3 separate regions of the Mus musculus genome follow, and all the other regions are linked to region 2. The links are chromatin loops, found by intact Hi-C in ENCODE. Cell type or tissue: left cerebral cortex. All regions are shown on one strand.

Evidence for each region. Hi-C counts contacts between places; a loop is a spot of excess contacts. Peaks named below come from ENCODE experiments on the same cell type or tissue, not always from the same donor. Only the 100,000 strongest peaks of a DNase experiment are listed, where the experiment ranks them.
Region 1: a loop joins it to region 2, with 2.6 times the contacts of the local background. A loop is called at or near these places in 4 of 42 quality-filtered maps.
Region 3: it touches region 2 in a loop (2.3-fold over the local background); 4 of 42 quality-filtered maps call a loop at or near these places.

What each region holds. Positions count from the first base shown.
Region 1 is chr5:84,277,693-84,285,692 of GRCm38, reverse strand. All of the region lies in intron 3 of Epha5 (Eph receptor A5), which reads left to right. Among named protein-coding and RNA genes, the nearest start is that of Gm42163, 140 kb to the left of the region's middle. In left cerebral cortex, no CTCF peak of the experiment used is centred here; DNase peaks (open chromatin) are centred at 3,933 and 4,191; H3K4me3 peaks cover 688 bases; H3K27ac peaks cover 540 bases.
Region 2 is chr5:84,414,567-84,422,566 of GRCm38, reverse strand. Epha5 (Eph receptor A5) reads left to right here and starts at 5,185. Exons shown (of 16, transcript NM_007937.3): 1 at 5,185-6,248. The coding sequence starts at 6,062. Gm42163 reads right to left here and starts at 5,829. Exons shown (of 4, transcript XM_030254978.1): 1 at 5,791-5,829; 2 at 5,010-5,453. The coding sequence starts at 5,829. In left cerebral cortex, a CTCF peak has its summit at 4,994; DNase peaks (open chromatin) are centred at 5,362, 6,338, 7,299, 7,468 and 2 more places; H3K4me3 peaks cover 3,516 bases; H3K27ac peaks cover 3,334 bases.
Region 3 is chr5:84,323,990-84,331,989 of GRCm38, reverse strand. It overlaps Epha5 (Eph receptor A5), which reads left to right. Exons shown (of 16, transcript NM_007937.3): 3 at 99-762. Among named protein-coding and RNA genes, the nearest start is that of Gm42163, 89 kb to the left of the region's middle. In left cerebral cortex, no CTCF peak of the experiment used is centred here; no DNase peak of the experiment used is centred here.

The sequences.
Region 1 (8,000 bases), 140 kb after region 2:
TTACACCAGTCAGAATTGCTAGTGTAGCTTTCAATAACAGTTTAGATAGAGTATATATTATATGTGATATTAAAAATAAAAACATAATTCCATTAACAAATAATTCATCTAGTCTTAATCATTTTCTTTTAGATCTTGGGGAGTTCAGAAAAAGGTAGATATATGCATTTTTAATCATTTTATTTGTTTATATTTCAAATGATATCTCTTTCTCATTTACCCCTCCAATACAGCCCCAATATATCGCCCTTTTCCCACTCCTCTTTGCCTCTATGAGGGTGCTCCTCCACCCACTCACCCAATCTCATCTCACCACTCTAGCATGGCCCAAGCTGAGGCATTAAGCCTTCACAGGAACAAGGGCATTCCCTCACATTAATGTTAGAAAAGTCCATCCTCTAATACATATGTATGTGAGGCCAGGGCTCCTTCCATATATACTCTCTGTTTGGTCCTTTAGTCCCTGGGAGCTCTGGGTGGTCCAGTTAGTTGATATTATTCTTCCTATGGGGTTGCAATACCCTTCAGCTCCTTCAATCCTTCCCCTAGCTATTCCATTGAGGGCTCTGGGCTCAGTCTGATGGTTGGCTGTAAGTATCTGCATCTCTATTAGTCAGGAGTTGGTAGAATCTCTCAGGGAACAGCGATACCAGGATCCTGTTAGCAAGTTCTTCTTGGCATCAGCAAGAGTGGGTCGGGGGATCTTATGTCTGTAGATGGAATGTTTCCCTAGGTGGGACAGTCTTTGGTTGACATTTCCTTCAAAATTTGGAACTTGGAACAGGGGTATGTCTATAACTTTTCCTTGGGAATCAATATTTTGATTCATAATATTGTGTTCAAATACATACTTCCAATACTTCCTCTCCATGGATTGTAATATGTTATTTGTTCCCTACCATCCTTTATTTGCTATGTAAACATACATAATCTTTTTTGTTTGGTTGGTTGGTTGGGTTTTTTGTTGGTTTGTTTGTTTGTTTGCTTGTTTGTTTGTTTGTTTTCGAGACAGGGTTTCTCTGTATAGCCCTGGCTGTTCTGGAACTCACTTTGTAGACCAGGCTGGCCTTGAACTCAGAAATCCACCTGCCTCTGCCTCCTTAGTACTAGGATTAAAGGCGTGTGCCACCATGCCCATCTAAGATACATATTATTTACTACTGAAGAGATGTCAGGAAAATTGTTGTGACAGTGTGAGTGGGTTTGAGAAGGACACTTAAAAGGAAAGCAGTTTTTGATTATGGGCAGGGGTTTATGATAGACAACCCATATAAAGCTGTTTAGAAAGTATATTTGTCTCAAAACTGAAAAAATGTAATCTAACATTTCCTACATTTGTTCCATTGTCAGAAAGATGACATTTTATATTATAGCTATGCCGTTTCCATTATTTGAAAATTATTATGGTATGGTACCACAGGGAAGTTGCATGATATCTGAAACTTGAGAGTTCATGCTAGAATGTCTATTATATAATTTTATACTAAATGTATTTATTAATACACAAATATATATTATTTAAAAGTATACATACATGATATATAAAATATACAATATTATTATATATCATATTATATATAAATATCATTTACTGTAATATTAAATTGATATCTGATATAGAGCAATAACTCATTAAATTTTGGCAATATGAAAAATAATAAGTTAAACTGCACTACTGTTTTTCAAGAGAGGAAAACATGTTGTAGATAAAGTTAAGCATCAGATAGTTAATAATGGAGATAGATTCCTATTACCCCTGGAGGGGGTATTATGTCAGTGATGTAAATTGTGCATTCATATTATCTGTGATGCTAGAAAAATAGATACTCAGGGGAAATACAATTTACCCTACAATGCTCTATGCATTTATAATATTGTAATTTCATCTGCATATTGGAATTTGGAGAATTCCTACATATTTATATAAAATATTCTCTTAGTAAGAATAATTTTACATGCTGATTGAATAATATATTTCATCAATAATATAGAAAGTTATATAAATTTTACCCATAGTATGCCTAACATATTCCTTATTAAATAAAAATGTCCTATGAATTTATAAAGTTACATATAAAATTAATGATATGGATAGTAATCATATATATATAATAAATTTACATATATAATGTATAACATATATAGAAATATGAACATTAAAATCAACATGTGTATCGCAGATTTTCAGAAATTTCAAAAGTACAACAAAAGTATAAAAAAATCTTTGATTTTTTTTTATTTACTTAACTGAAATATTCAAAGGTATATGAAATTCAAAGCAAGAAGGATATAAAAAGTTTTAATGAACTTTGAAATTCATGTGTTCTGTGTCCTTATTAATTTTTTTTTTGTGCCTGTGATAACCTCTCTTACTAAGGGCTATTCCTGGAGTTGTAATGATATCCACTGAGTTAGATTAATAATTTCAAGCATATGGTTGCTTGTTACAGCTGTCCAAGAACACAGCTAAAAAATAAAATGAAATCTTACTTCACCCTAGCTTTTTATTATGATGCTGCCTGCTGCTATATTGTGGATTTTTTTTTCTGTTGAAACTGTTATTTAAATTTTCAGACAGCTGTGAATCTCTTCATATATAATTCATTTCAAAACATTTAAAATCCTGCATCTGAACACTTGATCTGTGAACTGCAATATTTACACAGCCGAAGGGATTAAGAGAGGTGGTCCAATCCTTCCCAAATATTTTGTTAACATTTTATGCAAACAGCTGTGACCTGCAGTTCTTTGCAGAGAATGTTTCAGAAACGATTTAGAGTTTTATTGCTACCGGAATATTTAGTTGGAGCCTTGAATTCGTTGGAAATAAATCAGAAATCAAATATGTCAAAATAGACTTTGAGGACAACTGAACATTTGTTTTGAAATATCTAGAACCTTTATGACGTAAGATGTGGCATACCTTTATTTTTAAGACTAGTTTCCTTAGGATAAGCTTAGACAGCGCAGGCTATCAGTAGAGAAGTTAGCAGAAAATAAAATTGGCTTTAAACAAGCACTCCCATACTCTACCTAAAGTCTCACATTTCCATCACATAGACTGCAGATGATGGGTTTGGAATTTTCATAAATCCCTCTATTTGGTCAGCTTTTCCTGCTAACTTATCCACTTGTGTTTTTCAGTTCAGCACAAAACTTTGTAAGAAGGATCTAAGGGCGTCTCATTCCTAAACTTATCATTGAATGGTTTTACCCTACAGGATGCAGAGAATAAAGTCAATAATATATAAGTTACCATGCCATAGAGAATGTATGATTTTGGTGTCATATTAGCCATTTCCTAAAATTAAATATTATTGTTTTGCCATTTTTCTTTTTTTCTTTTTCATGAAAGCATTTTTAAATTTGTGGACATTATATATTGTGTTACAGTAAGATGTTTCATCATATTCTTCATCATATTCTTCTTGTTGTTTACTTTGACTCTTTCCTTCCAGTTTTACATGCTTGAAAATAAACATTGAAATGGAAATGCAGGATAAACATTTTTGCCCCTTGAGCATGGCTGGTATTTTCTTTTTTTTCTTTTTTTTTTTTTTTTTTTTTTGCAGAATTTTAAATAAGGTGTGATCAAACACCAAATTTCTTTACCCTGTCCCAAGTGTTTTTGTCTGCTTGGTATTTTTGAAGAATGTTAAATCATGGCATGGCCTAACATGAAGAGACTCTTTATACTGTCCCAAGTATTTTTGTCACACATTGTAAATTAATCACTAATTGCCTTTGTGTGATGAGTTGGAATTGGCCTTTTATTCCTCATCACTGGCTAAGACATCTCACCTCCCACTTTTTAAAGAGGCCGACTCAGGCCTCTTGTTGAATTCTAAATGAGGTTTGTCAGTCAAGCGTGGCAAAATCTAATCTCGTCCAAAGAAAAAGAGGAAAACGGACCAGAAAATTATCTGATTTTCCGATTTCATGGCCAAGGTTACCCCGGGAAGTGATGAAAGTGCCATTTAAAGCTTGTAACTAAGGAAGTACGCCAAACGTAGCCGTAATAACGAATAAACCGTGTGGAAAGATAGCGTTTTAACAATTTTACAGTTGCTAAGTGTGAAAATTGTAATGTGGTCAAGCTCCAGGAATCCATGGCAGTCGGTGCAAAGAACTGGAACAATGCTCAACCAGGAAACATTCTCAGCTCCTTAAGTTTAAACACTGATGAAGTCGGTTTCTTCCTTGGAGGTGCCGACTCCAGGACACCACGCCTGAGGACAGCTTCATTAGTGAGGTGGTCCTTTCCTCTGTGTGGAGAATGAGAACAAGATCGCTGAGAACACAGGTAGATGCGGAGTGCAGCCGAAAAGGTTGTTCAGCTTGTTTGACCTTACCATCATTTTCACGTTGTTCTGAGTTGTGGCTGAAGGAGCGAAAGAAAACGACTTGGACTTGCAAATACCTTCCAAATTCTTTTTCATGTAATTCACTAGACATTAGAAGCTAATAGTCCATTTTACTGTCCACATGGAAATATCTAATATGGAAGTATGAAAATAAAATCACGATGAGGAAGGTCTGCTAATAACACTGAGATATAACACTACTTCCCTTGGCAGTTGATACTATTTATGTCTAAAACACTATAACTGTTCATGTTAGAGAGTCACTAATGAACTACTCATCGTACTTACTAAACATAATAAAATCCATATTTGTATTTGGCATGCACACTCTTAAATTTATCAGGGAAGTAGGGATAATTTGCTGTAAATAATCTCAGAAAAGAAAACTGAGTGGTAAGATAATACCTTGCTTTACATGAAGTTGAATATAGCATGCTCTACTATTAGAAATAATATATAAATCTTGACTTTTCTTTTACCTTGCATTTTGGCATTGATTCATGCATGTACACTGAGGTATTCTGGGTTTTTTGTTTGTTTGTTTGTTTGTTTGTTTGTTCTTGAAATATCCTTTTTATAGAAACCTAACCATTTTCTACAATGGTGTCAGAAAACTCAGAAGAATTTCAATCACTATAACTTATAAAATAGATGCAAAATAGATCACAATATTTTTAAATCTTTTAATGTTAATGAAGAAAGCCCATGTTTAGGAAGTAAAAATGGATGAAAATCAACTATTTAGATTTATTTCTTTTTTTCACAATCAATGATTTTCATGATTATTATAATTATTATAAGAATAATTATTATAATAATTATAATAATCATCAAATATCAAAATGTTTTTTCTACATTTTATGCTTTGATGAATAATCCTAAAGTTATATTATAGATTTCTTGCAAATTTTGATTATTTTAGGATTACGTTTTTTATTAAATAAAATAGTAATATTTAGTATTATATAAAACCTTTATCAATGTAGAGTGTGCTTTATGGGCAGCCAAGTAGCAACAGTCACAGAAACTTCAGGAGATTATCCATATTAACATGGCCTGAACTAATTTTAACATGACTTAATCTACTCCAAATGTCCATGTATATAATGGTTTTGTTATATAAAAATTTTAATATAAATCTTCCTATGTAAAGAATAAAAGCAATGTCAAAACCCTGTTCTAGATTAAGCCTTTATTGATCTCTTTAGTCATAAATAGTTTAAAACGTACTAAATATATTTAGGTGTTGTCATACAGATGTCAGAATCTTTTCATATTAAAGATTACTTTTTATAGTAACCCTCTTTCCATGGGTCGATTGCTCAGGGAATCTTTCCCCAACTGGAAGTCACTGCATTCTGTCATGTCTGTTGGCTCTTATTTCAAACAGCACATCTTCTCAAGCTTGAGTAAATATTAATTGTAGTTTGATATATTTACATTTGACTTATTTTTATTATTAGTGAATCTCTTATATTTATTGATGGTTACTTTTTTGATATCTTTAACTTGGTGTCTGATGAAAAAAAAAATTACATTACTGCGAAAATCCTCTTGAATTCTGAGAATGAGGTTTTTTTTTTGTCTATAGAATTCTATGTTAACAATTATTTAAGGAGTTCATTGATTTCATAATGATCTTCCAGAATCCATGATTCCTTTTTAAAATTTAGTTGCTAGTCAGCTTTTTCAGATGATAAAGAAATCTGAGTTTTAATCTCACTCATCTTTAGACATATTTGAGTTTTGGCTTTCTGAACTCTCTCTCTCTCTCTCTCTCTCTCTCTCTCTCTCTATATATATATATATATATATATATATATATATACATATACATATATATATGTATATGTATATGTATATATATATATATCACATACATACACACACATAATTGTGAAAATGTTCTGTTTGTATTTTACCAATTCTCTATTATATCTAGCACGTGTTTTTTCAAGGCAGAGGATATATTATTCCTACATTACAGTCAAAAGACAACATTTGTGCAAGGTCACTATACTCATTTCTCCACATAACCTTGAAACAAAGGTCAGATGACACCTGTACATTCATGACAGCGATACAGATTCAAGCACCTCTAGAATTTATAAATCTGCCTTTTGTCCTGAAACATGTTGCCCTGGAGGAATATATATGGAAAGATATTCATATTATATATATTTACACATATATACAGCTATAGCTATACCTCTACCTGTCTTTTCTCTTTTATGAGAGTCCAGAACCAAGGCAGTGATTATACATGCTTGTAATGCATTTGTCATCCATCCCTTTCACTAAATTTTACTAAATTACTATGATTTTCATATTTATAGTCTGATTCACTAATTCTTTCTTATAGTATGTCAAATTTGTTATAATATTCACAGATAGATTAATTTTTTTATATTCTGCATTTCTAATTCCCACCAGGGAGTGAGCTAATTTGCTAACTCCATACTAATCAAATAGAAACTTCCAGAGCTATCAAAACCATTTTTCTTCTATAGAAGATAACTTCAATGGCTTTACCAGAGTGTTAGCTTTCACAGAATAATAGAAAAATAAAAATTAATAGGTTTTCTGAGGCATTTTAACTGTGGAATATGTCAGGCACACAGGCATGGTATATTAAGCAACCTTTTTGAAAATAGCTTCCCTGTCTCAGTTGTTCATTTTTATGATCTACTTTCTTTCCTTCTCATAACCAAAGTGATACCAGAAGAATCATTCTTGCTCCGTCTTCATTTCATTTGCCTTTGAACTCCTGTAACCTATCCACTTGATATATAGGCTACTGCAGTTAGGAGAGAAGTCTACTAAGTATAAAAATTCAAGTTGAACCCAGAATGCTTTTGTCACTGCTCTCTGCTTACACCTGTGTTTTTTAGACACTTCTTAATGGACACCACACAATCACCTACACAGACCACTCCTGTTTCCTTTCTTCTCATTGATTCATCAAGCCAGACATTTGTGAGCATCTGTTAGTACATCTTCTACAGCAGTGAACACTATTTTTAAGGTTGTAATAACACAACCAGTCACATGGGGCCTTATGAATAATAATTCTGCTATGAATGAGGTAGAAATAGTCAATGAATGAATTATACATATGAGTTACTTTGTAAAGTAAGCTGTAATTTTTTTAGGTCTTCAGTCATTAGAATAAAAAAATCTACCTGTGTGAAGAAAGCATTTCTTTTTATGGTTGATGGGAAAGAAATTTGTTTAAAATATTATCAGGCTACATTGTTGGTTATTTATAACAACGTTTAAGATCTTAGAGTTCATACATACTGGAATTTTTCTTAACATTCTGAGAAAATTTCAATAATCTTTGTGCTGGTGTTGAACTTGAAATACTGGCATTTAAATGATTTCAAAGAATTAATGTTTATTTGTTTAGTTTCTGCACAAAAGAATTTGGAATATACTGGACTACAGACAAAAGAAAACAAAACATCTGTAATTACTATAAATAGATGGCTTAAGCAGATAAAAATTCAGACAAAAATATTTTCAAGTTGAAGTGAGTTAATATTCCTTTATAGGTAATCTGGACATATTCTACATCTGGTTAAAACATTTAATGGCACATAATCTTTTTCTGATATTTTATATTAAAAAGAAAAA
Region 2 (8,000 bases):
ATTTTCACTAATTTGTGGAAAAAATTTCAAAGTTACTAGGCTTAATTAATTAGCCATGTTAGAAAGGCATGATAATATTATTAAAACATGCTTCGAATGATGCTTCTAATTAACACGTCACCAGGAAGCACACAAGACTGTCATTGCTGAGTCTTACCTAGAATCTTGTTTCCCAGGCTATAAACAATAGCAGCAAACCCTATGTGGGGCTCTGTTTTTCCTCATGCCACTGAGAAAGTCTAGTAATTTTTGCTCCTAGCAAACTGCCACTTATGTTATAAAATATGATACCATGTGAGTCAATTAGCTGTGCTGTTAAGACAGCAGTATACTGAGGGTAATACTCTGTCCTGAGACTATGGAACTTACCAGAGTTATTTTTTCACATTCTGTGAAATACATTCAGTTCAGGAGATTGCCCAGAATTTAATGGGATTTTAGAAGGCACAATAGCATCATTCTGAGGATGCTTTCCTAGTTCTTTAGCCTCAAGAGTCCTTATTATTTCACTGTCCACTTCTTTACATGACACCAGTTGTCCAAGATGCTGGAGGCAAGCACAACTGCCAAAGAACATCCTAGAAAGACAGTTTGGTTCCTCATAAGCTGTAGCAGCCTTGGCCTTGCACTGTGGTACAATTTTCTCAAACTTCTATCATCGGTGTGTGGATGATTAAAGAATAAACCAGCATGAGCCACTGTGGCTTTTGGGCTCACAGTGATTTATATGAACATCTTTTCCTCCTTTACCACAAAATTCCTTTAATAACAGTGTGAAGGCTCTATTCTATTCTTAAAAGCCAAAGAAAGGAAAAGTATTCTAGTGATAATGATATATGTATTTAGTAAATTCAGTTTCTAGGGTAACGTTTTGAATTTTTGTTAAAAATGAAATTATATTTCGGAACCTTTACTCAATTATTTCACATTTATTTCTTTTGTGTTTCTATTGATGGTCATGTGTGGTGTCAGTGCGTATACATATGCCGTGAGGGTGCCTACAGATCCAGCAGTGGGCACCAGCCACCTGTTGTGGGTGCTGGGAACCAAATCTTCTGGAATAACAGTGAGTACTTCTTACAACTAAGCCATCTCCTGAGTCTTGTCTACTAATTTTATAAAATGCGATTTTTCACTGGATTTTAAAGTGCTAGCTGATAACCAACAACCTGTAAATAAAATATAGGTCCCATTAAATCTTAGAAATGTGGATCATTAATAGAGAGACTTAGATCTAGGTTTTTAGGGGAAAATGTTTTATTGACGTAACTTTGAATAAATTATTCCACATTTACTAAAAAAGCCAGGATATATTGAAGTATACTGCTATTGTGTCTCAGAACCTTAGAGACTTGATTGCGTAAATATAGTATGAATAGTTTCTTTCAGATCAAAATAATTGACATCATCATGCAGCAAATAGAAATCCTAAAAAGAATAACTTCATTGTGGTGTTTTATAGTTTCTTTAGACCATCTTTTATTTGCCCTACTATTACTTTTTACAAAATTCTCCCTGAAAAGAATTACATAATGACAAAAATCATTTAAATTAAAAGATTACAGAGATTGTTGTTTTCTACAATGTTTTATGCATGAGTTCTATGCCATTTATCTGGGCTAATGTTAGCTGTCTACAGATCTTAATCCTGATGGCACATTATCTTCACTACACACACACACACACACACACACACACACACACACACACAATTATAGAATACATGTTTGTGGTTGTTGATCTTTGTCTCCAAATTGAGATTATTTATATCTTTAGTTTCTTTATTTACCTCTTCCTTCATCCTTTACTTAATGTATTATTTGATTTTGCTTTAAGTCAATCATAGACACGTATTTTTATCAAATTGTTCTGATTAGTGTGGAGTTTTGAGATCACTGTTTCTGTTTATTCAACATTATACAGTAATTCATTTATCCCTTACTTCTGTTGCACCAGCTTTTTTTTTTTTAATAAAGCCAGAACATGTGTTAAAATTCAAATGTTCTACCAGCTATATGACTAGTCAGGTCAGCTACCTTCCTTTCCTCTTTATTCTCATTAACATTGGACTAATAATTATATCCACCCACACTATGGCTGAAGTAATTAATGTGAAATCAAGTAATACTTCATACACAGTAAATTTTCAGTAAATAAGATAATGTTTTGTACCATGACTGCTTTTATTCTGTTTTGAGCGTAAAGAAGATAAATGCAAGCTTTTAACTTATTCACTATATCCACAACATTGAAAATACAAGGCACTCAACTCTCAGGGTGTTCTGTCAAGGTTACCGTACATAATTTTTTCTAAGAGCAAATAAATTTGCAAACAAACCTAAATAATAATCCATCACAGTAGAAAAGCAAAGATTTAAGAAGAAATCAGAGACATTCTCATCTTGAAACATAATTTTTATGACAAATACAGATACTAGAACATTCAACCCAGTAAGATGGGCTAACATTTTATGGCGCAACACTGTAGGTATGAAAGAAAAATACAACTCTAGTTTTACCCAAAGCCTTGGTTCCACAGTGTGGGCAAAGATTAATTATATGCCAAGAAAATACCATATGGCCGAGTGCAGCTCCTTTGAAATTGAGGCCAATGCCAAACAACTACCATAGTATTCTCTGACTAACAATCTTTGATAAAAATAATCATTGTCTTTGGGATCTCCTTTTACAGCTGTTATCTCTTTCAAAATATGTATATAGTGATGAAATTTAATGTATGCATAGAGAAAAATTCTACGGAAAAGAGTACCGGGCATCAAAATCAGAGAAGCTTGAGACATTTCAGGAAAACGGGACATCAAATTTAAATACTATTTAACAAATACTCGGACAATAAAAACGGTTCTACATTAGGCATTCTGAATCACTTAAATCTTTCATCTTGAGTGGAAGATTACACTTTTAAAGCCATATATGACCAATGTCCAAAAAATTCTTGGGAATGCTTGGTTTAGACTATATTTGTTTCGTTATTACATATATAAATGTATATGTTATGTATTATAATCTGTGTATGTACTTAGACAAATATCTTTAGTTTTACATTTGGAAAATGTTGATATTGTATTGTTTGATAGAAACTCCAAGCTGTGGATCCTTCAAGAAACAACCCCCCCCCACCACCCCCCCACCACCCCCCGGTATCTTGTCAGAAAAACCTTAGGCCTGAATATCTGAGCATCAGTACTAGCTGTGGAGCAATGCACTGTAGAGTGAGGAAATCTAATGTGTGAGTAGAGGAAACTTCTACGGAAAGGAATATCAGGCATCAAAATCAGAGAAGCATGAGATATTTCAGTGAAAGCAAACATCAAATTTCAAATTTTACCAAATCATAACACAGAAAGTTTGTCTAAGGCTTTTGTAACACCGGAATATAAACTCTATGGTAAATATATTTGATTTATATGCAATTGATATTAAATAATTACACATTATTACTACTCTAGAGTGGTAGCACAGATACACACTCACAGGCACACACACACAAACACACACACACACACACACACACACACACACTGTAAAGAAGGCTGTGTAAACTTGAAGACTCTGTAAATTCCCGATCGATCTCACTAATAAGAATGCTGAGTTCAAAGACGTAAAGCACATACTCAGAGGCCACCGAACTGCCCATGTCTTGTTCTAGCTTTCTTGTGGACTGCAAGGCCTTAGATTTCTTCCTTGCTATTCCGTGTTGAAATTCTTAAGTAACTCAGCTATAAACCAAGGTGGAGGAAAGACTCGTATTTTGAATGGTCTTCAAATAGACCCATAAATTTTAACTTTCCATCTCGAAGTGAGGCTCTTAGCCAAACTGGAAGACAGATTCACTGCCACTCCTCTATATTGGCTTCATGCATTCGAAGAACATTATAATAGAATGAATCTGTTTTCGGCTTCCTATTGCCAAAACATTTGGGGGGGGGGTCAAAGATGAGCGTCCATCTCCTTAAACGAGTGTGCCACCGCTGCAGTGTTTCTTTCTCCTTTATTGAACGCATCTAAACAAAACCCATAGGGCACCGTCTAACCATTGTGACAAATTTATTTTGAAGGCATCAACAGACTAGTGAGTGTGAGCAGGTGCCCAGTCTTAAAAGTAGTTATCAAAGGCCGGAATTAAATGAAATGCCTTTCTTCTTTAAAACACACACACACACACACACACACACACACACACACACACACATTTTGGGAGATACTTTGTATTCTGATATTGAGAGCTGGCCTTCTAAAATTCCCCTTCTTGTGTATCTTTTTGAAACAATGAACGAGTAAATTGAAGATGGATGTTAAAGCAGGTTGACACAACACAGGGGAAGCACAGAAAAACGGAGATGCCCTTCAGCTGCGTTTTCCTGGTTATTTGTTATTCTTTCAGTGTAATGAACCACGGGCAATTAAAATAATTAAAAATGTTAAAGCTCTGACATTATTATACCCATGTTAATTTCATTGGAGTTAACTGCATGTTTTCCCATTACGTAATTTCAATACTAAAGTATTCTATCACTGAAATAAATGAATTAAGTCTTCATGTAGTATAGAGTGCCTAGCCTAGTACAAATGCCAACAGTCAAATTCTTTGATTCTCTGAGATCTCAAAGCGACCTGCTATCCCTGACTTTAGTCTACAGTTTACTTCTCAAGAAAGCGTTGAGTGACTATCTTATTCCAGAAGAACAGAAAGGGTCAAAGGAACCGAGGGGCATAGGTGTTAAAGAAACTATCCACGGACCAGCAGAGCCTGTGAATGTGCTGTTATATGACGACAAGGTTGTTGGTGCCACAGTCTGCAAAGGGCAGCAGGCGCTATGCCAGACTCAGGGACCCACTGATCCTCCTGCTGCGGTCTGAGCTAGGGCTGGCTTCCCTTCCTCCTTCAGGGACCTCTGGTCCTCGCAGGCACTGTAGCGAGGATTCTTTACCCTAATTATCCCGGGAGGAAGACGCGCCTTTCTCAGAGACCGCTAGGCAACACTCACCACGGCAGCCTGCAGATTACTTCCCTCTGTGGGTGTGCGACTTCGTTTAAGCGAGTCACACTTACAGTAGCTTGTCACTGGCGAGGCCGCGAGCAGCAGAGGGCGGGGGAGCGCAGGGCGGAGGGAGGAGGTGGGAGGCGCGGAGTCGGGAGGCTCGGGGAGACGCTGGAGCTCCAGACACAGCAGGAGCGAGCGAGCGAGCGAGCGAGCGAGCGCCGCGCGGGTGCAGTCGCCGGTTCGCCCTGGTCGCCGCGCACTCCGCCTCCGCGCTGAGCAGCGGGAACCGCAGCGGCTCGAGCCTCCGGGCTCTGCTGCGCTCTCGGGCCCGCGCTCCAGCCCGCTCCGCCGGTCGCACCGCCCCCGGCCGAGCTCAGCCCGCAGCGATTTGACTTCCCTCTGCCAGCCTCTCCAGTTCTCTAGATCGCTTGCTGCCTGGGCTCCACTCTACTCGGTGTTTGCCACACACCGTTTGCTCTACTCTTCTCCCCTTGATCCGTAGACACTCTGCTTGATTCCCCCCTCCTCCCTCCTCTCTGTCTCTCTCTCTCTCTCTGTCTCTCTCTCTGTCTCTCTCTCTCTTTTATTGAAAACATCATCTTGATTTAAGATGACTCGTCTTCTTTAATCTCGTCCATATCGGCACTGAAGACTGAAAGGGAACCTTCACCACCACTCCGACCCTGGTGGCACTTAAAAAAAAAAAAGAAGAAGAAGAAGAAGGGGGGTGCCAGAAAAAGAAAAAGTCTTAAAGGGCAAAGAAGCGGGACTCCCGACCCTCTACAGACCCTTGACCGAGCCCACCCAGGACTGTACTAGCCATCAGAACTTCTAATTCATCTTATCCAACTGAAAGGGAGGGCGACAGGAGCCAGAAGCAAACTTCTTCAGCGGTCTCTGCGGATCTGTGATTCCCGCATTTAGAGGGGTCGAGAGCCAGAAGGTACAGGACCCCACCAGGAGGAGGAGTTCCACGTCTCTCTCGCCCCTTCCACCAAGCCTGAACCTTAGGCTGAGCCACGCAGGACACAAGAGGCAGAAGAGGGTAGTAGAAAATGCGGGGCTCCGGGCCCCGCGGTGCGGGACACCGACGGACCCAGGGCAGAGGTGGCGGCGACGACACCCCCCGCGTCCCTGCCTCTCTGGCAGGCTGCTATTCGGCACCTCTAAAGGGCCCCCTCTGGACGTGCCTTCTCTTGTGTGCGGCGCTCCGGACCCTTTTGGCCAGCCCCAGCAACGAAGGTAGGGAAATGGAGGTGGGGACCAAGGCGCCCTGGGGTGGATGGGTGAGGTGGAGCTTGTGTCAGCCGGTCGCAGCGCTCCAAGCGCCGCTGCGGAGACTAAATCCCCGCTCTTCATCTCCAATTAATGTTTGTCCGCTTTTGCTGGCGTTTCCGGATCTCTCTGGTATCTTTGGTTGCATTGTTTGACATAGCTGCAGAGTGCTCGCCAGGCAAAGAACCTGCCTGTGGTCTGAGGCTGATTGGGGGTTGGGAAGTTGGAAGGCTGACGGAAAGAGGTCTGAGACCTGAGCTGGGAGGTTGGGTGCGGTTGGGTCCTGAGAACCTGGAGAAGTGACACGTCCGGATTACTGAGAGAGATGACAACAAGGCTCATAGGATGTGTGTGGGTTTTAGAAACCTTTATTTGGTGCTGATGTTGGAAGACGATTTCAGGCTGGCTGGTAATTTTATTTTGGAGAAAGTGGCTGACCCGGTAGCTGTTATTTAGAGCACCACTGGCTGTTTTACAAGCTGTTTAACAAGAACTTTAATTTTTGAGGAAGGGGGTTGTGAAAGGCAGAAAAGGATGGATGCCCTTCCATCTGGGGGGGGGGGTCATTAACACTCTAAAGCAAAGGTAGAGGAAGGCGGGAAGGTGGGATAGTGTTGAGAGAGACAGGCAGTGTGGATACCAAGAAGTTGTTCATGGATCCCACTACAGCTTATCTGGTGAGAGAAGATCTGTCCTAGCCAGAGGCACCAGGTCTTGAAGTACCCAACCCTCCAATCCCTAATTCTCTGCTCCGGACTGTTTTGCGTTCCTCCTGGAGAGTAAATCTGGAGACAGGAACACTACCTGTGTTCTTTTCTTTGAGCTGGTCTCAGCCTCTGACAAACCAGTCTTGGTCCATTACATGGCCTCGCCCCGGGTCCTCTCAGACCCTGAGGTCTGCTCCTCTTTCATACATAATGGCTTGCTCTGGTCTCAGCTCAAGCCTTCGCACGGGGGAGGGTGGAGCATGTGGAAAGGCGCTCAGCATCTCAGACCAGATTCTCTGGTTACCAGGAGTGGTCGACTTCACTGTAGAATCATCAAAAACCCTGTCCTCTTGTTTAGAAGCCTGAGGTTTTAAGCTTTGGGCTGTGGATGAGACTCCTGAGAGGGGTAAAATCTCAAATAAGCCCCTGCACTTGGGAACAGGAGATGCTGGACCTGAAAGATGAAATAGCAGCAGCACAGTAGTATATGCCCTCGTGACTAGCATAGATTCAGTCTGCTGTAGAAGACGCTGAGCTGGTAACCACTAGTGCTGCCAGTTCCCAAGGAACCCAGAGAAAGCAGGGCAGATGGAGACTCACACCCCACCCCACTCACTCTCTCACTATGTTTATTATTAAACATCTGTTCAAAGGAATATGGGTATCTGTCGATATCTGTGTAATAAGACATGCTTCATGCTTAAGCCAAACAAGATGCCTATTTTTTTCTCTGTAAAGTTTTTAAGTGGTGATTTTATTTTATTGTCGTTGTTTGTTTGTTTGTTTGTTTGTTTTACACTTGGACCTTTTATTAAGGTCCTATGTTAAGACCATTAGATTAGAAGTCCAAATGCTCTGAGAGGGCTAATGCAGGGGGGTGGGGGAGGTGTTGGGGAAGGGAGGATAGAGGAAGAGGGGGGAGGAGAGAGGGAAAGGAAGGAGGGGCTTTTATCCGTTTTTTTTTTCCAACCAAAGGGCCATCCTGATTGAACTTCAAAAGGATTTAAGGCTA
Region 3 (8,000 bases), 91 kb after region 2:
TTTCTTTGGATAAATTAGCTTTATGACTTTTTATGACTTTTCTGTTTCATTCTGAGTTTCCAAACCTTTTTCACATCTTTCTATTTTATCTTGTGCAGTGGGAAGAGATTGGTGAAGTTGATGAGAACTATGCCCCCATCCACACATACCAAGTGTGCAAAGTTATGGAACAGAATCAGAATAATTGGCTGTTGACCAGTTGGATCTCTAACGAAGGTGCTTCCAGAATCTTTATTGAACTCAAGTTTACTTTAAGGGACTGCAACAGCCTTCCTGGAGGACTGGGGACTTGTAAGGAGACATTTAACATGTATTATTTTGAATCAGATGATGAGAATGGGAGAAGTATCAAAGAGAACCAATACATCAAGATTGATACCATCGCTGCAGATGAGAGCTTCACAGAACTTGATCTTGGTGACCGTGTCATGAAACTGAATACAGAGGTCAGAGATGTCGGACCTCTGAGCAAAAAGGGATTTTATCTTGCTTTCCAAGATGTCGGTGCTTGCATTGCTCTGGTTTCTGTCCGTGTCTACTATAAAAAGTGTCCCTCTGTAGTAAGACACTTGGCTATCTTCCCTGACACTATCACTGGAGCAGATTCATCACAGTTGTTAGAGGTGTCAGGCTCCTGCGTCAACCATTCTGTGACAGATGATCCTCCCAAGATGCATTGCAGTGCTGAAGGGGAGTGGCTGGTTCCCATTGGGAAATGCATGTGCAAGGCTGGATATGAAGAGAAAAATGGTACCTGCCAAGGTAAGCCTTTGCCTGTCCATTTGTGAGGGCCTTGAACTTCTCTTGGATCATGTATATGTGTTTCCACCAGTGATTAGAAGTGATACGTTTATAGAGATTATTTCCCTTCCAGTTTGATTTCTTCTCTGAAAATCAAAATTTCTGAGCAATGATGAAAGATTTAATGCACGATTTTACTGATGATACATAATTAATGCTCAGAGATTCTCTGGCTCTCCATATGGTGTTTCATATTCACCTTATCTTCAGAAGTTTTCCTTTGAATGGCACAGCCAATAGCTTGCCAACATCCATTGTAGGATTGCTCATCTACCGCTGTGGTTTTTCTATCATGAAATTGTTTTCTATCCTTGTTTTGCTGTACCGAATGTAAATGCGAAAAAACCTTGTCCTGGCATGCTTTTAACTGCCATTTAAAAATTCTTCAAAAGCAGGTTTAGAAATATGAACTTCTCAGAAAAAAAAAAATGTCATCTTGCAGGACTTAGCTTACTATGTTGTTTACATATGGTTGCAATTAGATGCTTGCTTTTCAAAATTTATAGATCAATTTTAAATGCATAATAACCAGTGCCCCATGAAAATAAGTGTTCGGAGACAGAGCCAATACAGAAAGGTCATTTCAAAGCAATTTGCACTTGGAGAGTTTCTTTTTTTTTTCTTTCTGCTCTAATTTTTCTTTTAAATTGAAACTTGATCATGCATGCTTCCTCATTCATTTGAAAATGCTCTCACTTTGCCTCCAGTGTGGTAAGTTGCCCTTTCAGACTTGGATATTTATCAATGGCTTTTTGAAACAGGATAGTACTTCATGCCAAAGAGAACAGTGTATGAAAAAGAAAGCATATTTTTTTCCTTTGAAAATGTGTGCTCTCATGATATCTTAATTTTAAGTAACAACAAGGGGTTCATGTTATTGACTGAGGAGAAAACCCAATGCTGAGCACACCCTCTGTCTCTTCATAACTGTTCTTGTTTTCTAAGGCTCTTTTGTGTGTACTAACCTATCTAGTTTGCTCAAGCTTGACTTTAGATTCTTTAAACATCAATAGAGACAAAACAGTATTATTTACTTGGCAATCTCAATGAGGCTGGTTTATTAATTCTCTCAAAAAACTCTTGCATGAACTAACATTTCCTTTTTCAGTATCAGCTCCTATTTTGTTATTTTTACATTATTACCTATAATTAATTACATAGTTATTTTTCAATGTAAATTCTTGATACACATATACACAGAAATACACACATATACACTTAGGAACATTGTCAAGTGGACATTGTCTAAATCATTCTAAGGTTTTGGAGTAGTGAAACAGTTCATTTGATTAGGTTTATGTAAATGGTCTAATACTTTGGTTTTTGTTTTTGAACAGTTACATTTGTTTATGGTGGGGTCATATGCAATTATATGGTAAAAACATCAATTAAATTAATATTGACTGTAGTTCATTATAAAATATTATAGATAAAAAGTTTATAAGTAATTTTTTTAACTTTATTTTTAAGGCAACAATCTCCTGATCTTTTGTTATTTTAAGGAGTAGGTAAAGGCTAAACTAGACCACTACAAAATTGGTTCTCATTCCAATTAACAGATGGTATAAGAAGCCCCTGCACCCTTAGAGAGTAAAATTTGAATGATGAGATGAAAATATTCTATTGGCACTTATCATTGAATGTGTCATATCTCGAGGGAGTAGGGCTTCTCTATGAATGTCTGCTAGTGTGAGAAGTTAACATTTTATATTATTATTTAGCCTCATACTTTACATAATTTGAGTAGCGAGCACAGTGAGTGAGATCCGGATGAACGGCAAAAGCCGTGTTTAAAAACTCCTCCATATTAATATGGTGTAATAGTTGAGCACTGGCTACCTGAGTTCAATTCCCAACACTGATATGGCAGTTAGCATTTGTCTTTAACTTCAGTTGCAGGAAATCCTACATCCTTATCTGACCTCTTTGCGCTCTAAGAATGTATGTAGTACACAAAAATAATGCAGGCAAAACACTCATGTTGAACAATAATAATTAAAGAAAATAAATGAATGCATCTAAATTCTTGAGTTTGTCTCTCTGCTGGGGCAGTCTTCAAGGTTTTCAGTGTGACCGACTGTACAAGCCAGTATATTGTATACAGAGATATTCATATGAATAATGCCTCTTTTAATCATTTTCAGATACTTTATAATTTTTTATGTGTGAGTATTTACCTTTAAATATGTCTCTGTACCATGAGCATGCCTGGTGCCCACGGGAGAAGGAAGAGAACATCAGGTGCTGCAATAGGGATTTAAGACCATTGTGAGCTGCCATGTAGGTGCTGGAAATGAAACCTCGTTTGTATGCAAAATGCTCTTAGCTGCTGAGACACTTTTTTTGCTCCAGTCAATTGTCTTTAATAGTATAAAATATTTGTATCAATTTTAGTAGAATTTAAACATATTGATTTTATAAATTACCTTCTTATTGAATAAACTCTCAAAAAATTGAGAGTTTGCTTTGGGGCCTTATATGCTCTCACATATTCTGGAAAATTTTATATAGATAGTGCATATGTGTGAAGGAATGGCAGAAATGCCATTGGACTTAAATTATACCACTGTAATCTGCGCTACTGAAATAGTAAGTTGAAAGTGATGTTTCAGATAATATTATTGGCCACAAGTCTCTGACTGATTCAGACATTTTCTTCCTAAATATCAATTCAAACCATCAAAAATTTCCCTAGAAATTACCACTCAGTTATCTCGCTCCTAGAATCATTCACTCTCCTCTACTTCCTTCTCCAATTAAAGTTAGATATTATTGGAACTATGTTTTAAATTATAATGCATGGCTTTATGCATAGTTTTGACTTAAAAGCCTGTGAATGTAGCATCTATAAAGAAATAAAAAGCCTCCTGCTTTCCACATGTGTCTTTTCTCCCCCTCTGAATTTTAAAATTCAGTAGTGAGCATTATGATATATATATATATATATATATATATATATATATATATATATATATATATTATTATTATTATTATTATATATACAATCCTGTCTTAGGGTTGCATGCTGTGATAAGACATCATGATCCAAAGCAACCTTCCTTGGGAAGGAAAAGATTTCTTTGCTCATTCTTTCACATCATTGTTCATCCTGGAAGGAAGTCAGGACAGGAATTCATGCAAGGCAGCATCCAGTAAGGCGGGCCAATAGAGAGGCCATGAAGGAGTTGCTGCTTATTGGCTTGCTCTTCGTGTCTTGCTCAGCCTTCTCTTTCAGCAGGCCACCAACCACTGGTTGAGCTCATTAATGGATCCACTAACAGTCATGGATCATTAGTTTTAAAAATGTCCTACACTCTTGTCCAATCACAGCCTGATTCCCTGGAGGTGTTTTTACAATCATGGTTCCATCCTCTCAGATGACTCTCCTTGTGTCAAGTTGACGTAAAATTAGCCAGCACAGATCATGATTAGGTCTGTCCTTATTTTTGACTGTTCTTTGTTCTCTTCTCTACATTGGAAGCATGCACTGTTTGTTCAACTTTTCAGAAAGCATTTTACTTGTTCTTTTTATAATCTTCTTTCACCCCCTTGAATGGTCATCTGTCTCCATCATTCCTGGTTAACTTCTACTCACCCTTCCAATCTGCATTCTAGTACTCTTCTGGAGGGATACTATAACTGGTCAGTTCTAGGCATGCCTCCCTCTTGTTTACTCACACACTGCCCTTTCTTAGACTTAGACTCCTAAGTGTTTACCTAGTTTATAATTTATTATGTCCCCAATAATTCTTTCTCTTTCTACTACACTGGCAGGGGTAAGAAAGAAATTGGAAACCAGGAGGAAAGGTAGTAGATTCAACCAAAAGAAAAGAGAATGTGATGTTACACAAAATACCATTTGGCTTATTTATTTTTACATTTCTCTTCACATACAGATTTTTCCCCAACTCAAAACCTTTTAAAACAATGGTTTCTTATCAAGTATTCAGAGGCCAAATTCAATACGCAAAAATAAGTCATTTTCATACTATGAATTGATTGGCATCTCATGTATTCAAGACTGTGGAGACCATCTTAGTCAATTTTGTCAAAGCACAAAAGTGGCCTATTGAAATATATTTATAAAGTGGCCTTATTACATAATGTCATTTAATTACTTACTTTCTCTGCTAACCAAATTAGGTTAAGGTTTAATTAAGGCTGTAATTATGTCAAGACGCTGAAATTTGAATACATTTGCTGCAGTACATTATCATATATGAATATTTGCAGACTTCTCTGGGTGATGACATGATAAGCCTAGTCAGTCATCCTGTGTGAGCTATAACACCTGTAGGCACGTTGGGCTTGACCTAAAGATTTCCAGGATTTGCATTTCAGGATTGAAAATGCCAGGCAGTTAATTAACTATATTATCTCATCCTTACTAATAACATAGCATAGGTTCAGTGGCCAAGGCAAGTTAAGCAATGTAAGACCCTTTATCTTCATACCACTTGAAACTCCCACTGAACTTCCTTTAAGAGAAGTGGACAGCTGTATCTGTAATAATCTCTGTTGAGTCAAACAATAAAATACTCTAGCTTTCATTTTATTAACTTAAAATCTGCTATATATTAGCTTCATAATGCTGAAATTCATGCCTCATTTTCTCTAATTAACAACAATAAGTATGCAAAATTATTTCTTTGAAACTTTGTTTGTGTTAGGAAACAAATACTAACTCAAATCCATTTAGCCATGTGTGTTTCCTTACCTATTATTTATCATTATTTCCATGTTATTTTTTTCCCCTCAGGAGTCATATGATTTTCTTTTTTAGTACAAAATGGTTAGAAAAGCCCATTTTGGAAGTTTCTGCTTTTTATTGAAATGGATGTGTTTGACAGAAGTAATTGAGTTCACATGAATCAAATGTTGCCTGCTGAGTTCTCCCGTGCTTGTGTTGCTGGCATACTCAGATGCAGAGCAAGACCACTAATCTTCATCACTTGTGAGTGGAATGAAGTAGTAATTTGAAATTAGCCCTACATAATTATGGTTTCACTTCTATTAAATGGGGAAAAGAGATTTAGATTGTGGGTCACTGCCAAAACCAGTTGGAGTGAAGAAGGTATATAGTGCGTGCTAAAATACAGGGTAAAGCATGTTGCCCCTCAAGGGCTGTGGAGGAAAAGCTCTTGTTAATTGTCCAACTGGGAGATGATTGCGCAGCAAGGAAAAGTGAAAATACCCAACTCAGGAAAGAGCTTAGATTCAGAAAGAGTTCAGATACAGCAGGGAACAATATGGTGATCATTCATATTTCTGGCTCATATTTTTGATGCACAAAAAAGTGGCTGGAAGTATAGCATATTAGGTGTTCCTGTAATTATTCATTGGGGAGCCTAGTTATTTTTAATTAGGCACATTACCAAAAAACATCAAAGAAATTGAACTGTTGGTTCTATTTTACTCAACAATAAGAATGCTATTTTATTCAACAATAAGAAACTAATCTTAATTTTAAAATTTCAGCCAATGTTAGGAGTTATACAAGTATAAAATGAAAGTGGTTTTTGTGTGTGTGACTGTATATTCATGGGTGGATATGTGCATGTATGCATGCATGTGTATTCATATGTATGTATGCAGGTGTTTATGAATTTTTGCACCTGTGTTTGCAGGTATGTATGCGCTCTATGTATCCATGTATGTATGTTCATGATTGTGTGTGTGTATACATGTGCACATACCCTTCAGATAGGAGGAAACACCATGAACTGGCAATTAACTAGCTCATCCCTCATGTTTATTTTCCTGTATGACACATAAGGATAATAAAAATAGATGAGTTTTGGTTCTTTCAGCTTAAACCATGCTCTACTGGGGGTTTGGAGTTCTACAATAGTTTTACAGAATATTGTCCTTGCTTTTTGTTCCCTTTCATTCTAAGCCATATTTTCAACATTGTCATTAATGTTTTTAGTCAGATACTTATGAGATGATGGGAGTGAGAATGTGGGTCAGAGATGTCAGGGAGGATTTTAGCAGGCTCTTTGATCTCACCCAGTGGAAGCCTTAGGAATTCTACACTTCATTTTGAAAGTGAAAAACCACCTCCAGAGATTGGCAAGTACTTTATGTGATATCCTCCCTTACTGTTGAGGCAGGGTTGAGAAGCACTAATCTAAGTTTCCACAGTGCACATCCATGCCAACAAAACCAAACACATACAATTGGAAAAGTGGGAAACATCACTTTAGCTTTAGAGGCCTGATAGAATCTATGGAACAAACAAGGTATTTGTATTAAAAGCTACCTAAATTAATTTGAAAATGGTGAGACAGAGAGTGTGAAAGACAACAATCTAGAAATTATTTAAGTGCATTGATTCGGATTCAGAATGTTTGTGTTCAAGTTGCTCAATTTATTTCACTGTCTATCTTTTAAAGACAAGAGTCTGGATAGCTGAGTTCCATTTTTCTTTACTTTCTTCTTCTTTTACAGCTTCATAGCAGCTACTAGATGATAGGCCCATAACATAGAGTTGAAGATATTATATTATTTTCTGGAATACTTCCTCTTTATTATTCTTTATTAAAAATAAAGTGTCTTCATTAGTATATACATTTTAATATAAATCTAGAGTATCTCTGGGATAGAATAATCATGATTTCTTTAACTTGCATTGTATATAATTATAATTTCTAGAATAGCATACATATAAAAGGATGATCTTACATATCATTTAACTAGGTAAACCAAACTATATAAATATCTATGTGCTTTCTATATAAAAAAATACATTTCTAGACTGTCAGCACTGTAAGAAATCATACATAGTATCACTCCTTCTTTAATCTAATGTTCTTTCAACCAATATGTACAGTCTGTGCAATGCTGTTCCTTATGAAGTCTAGGAAGACAGACAATGGCACATAGGTATCACCCTTGAATACCAGATGTAGGAGATTTTCTGCTGGGTATGGGAAACAGAATATGCTTACTTATGGTGAACCTTAGATATGCAGAAGAAATTTGAGACTCATATGCAAAGACACTAGTATGTATTGATGTTTTTACTATTTAATGCATGTCTACAGTACTTATTATAAAGTATATAAATTAAATATATTTTACTCTAAACAATTGGTGTTTATTAAAGACATTGAGAAAATTTCAGAAATAAAGATAATAATGCAGCAACCACGTAAGTGCTTAATGCAGAGATATCATATGGTGTACTAATTTATGTT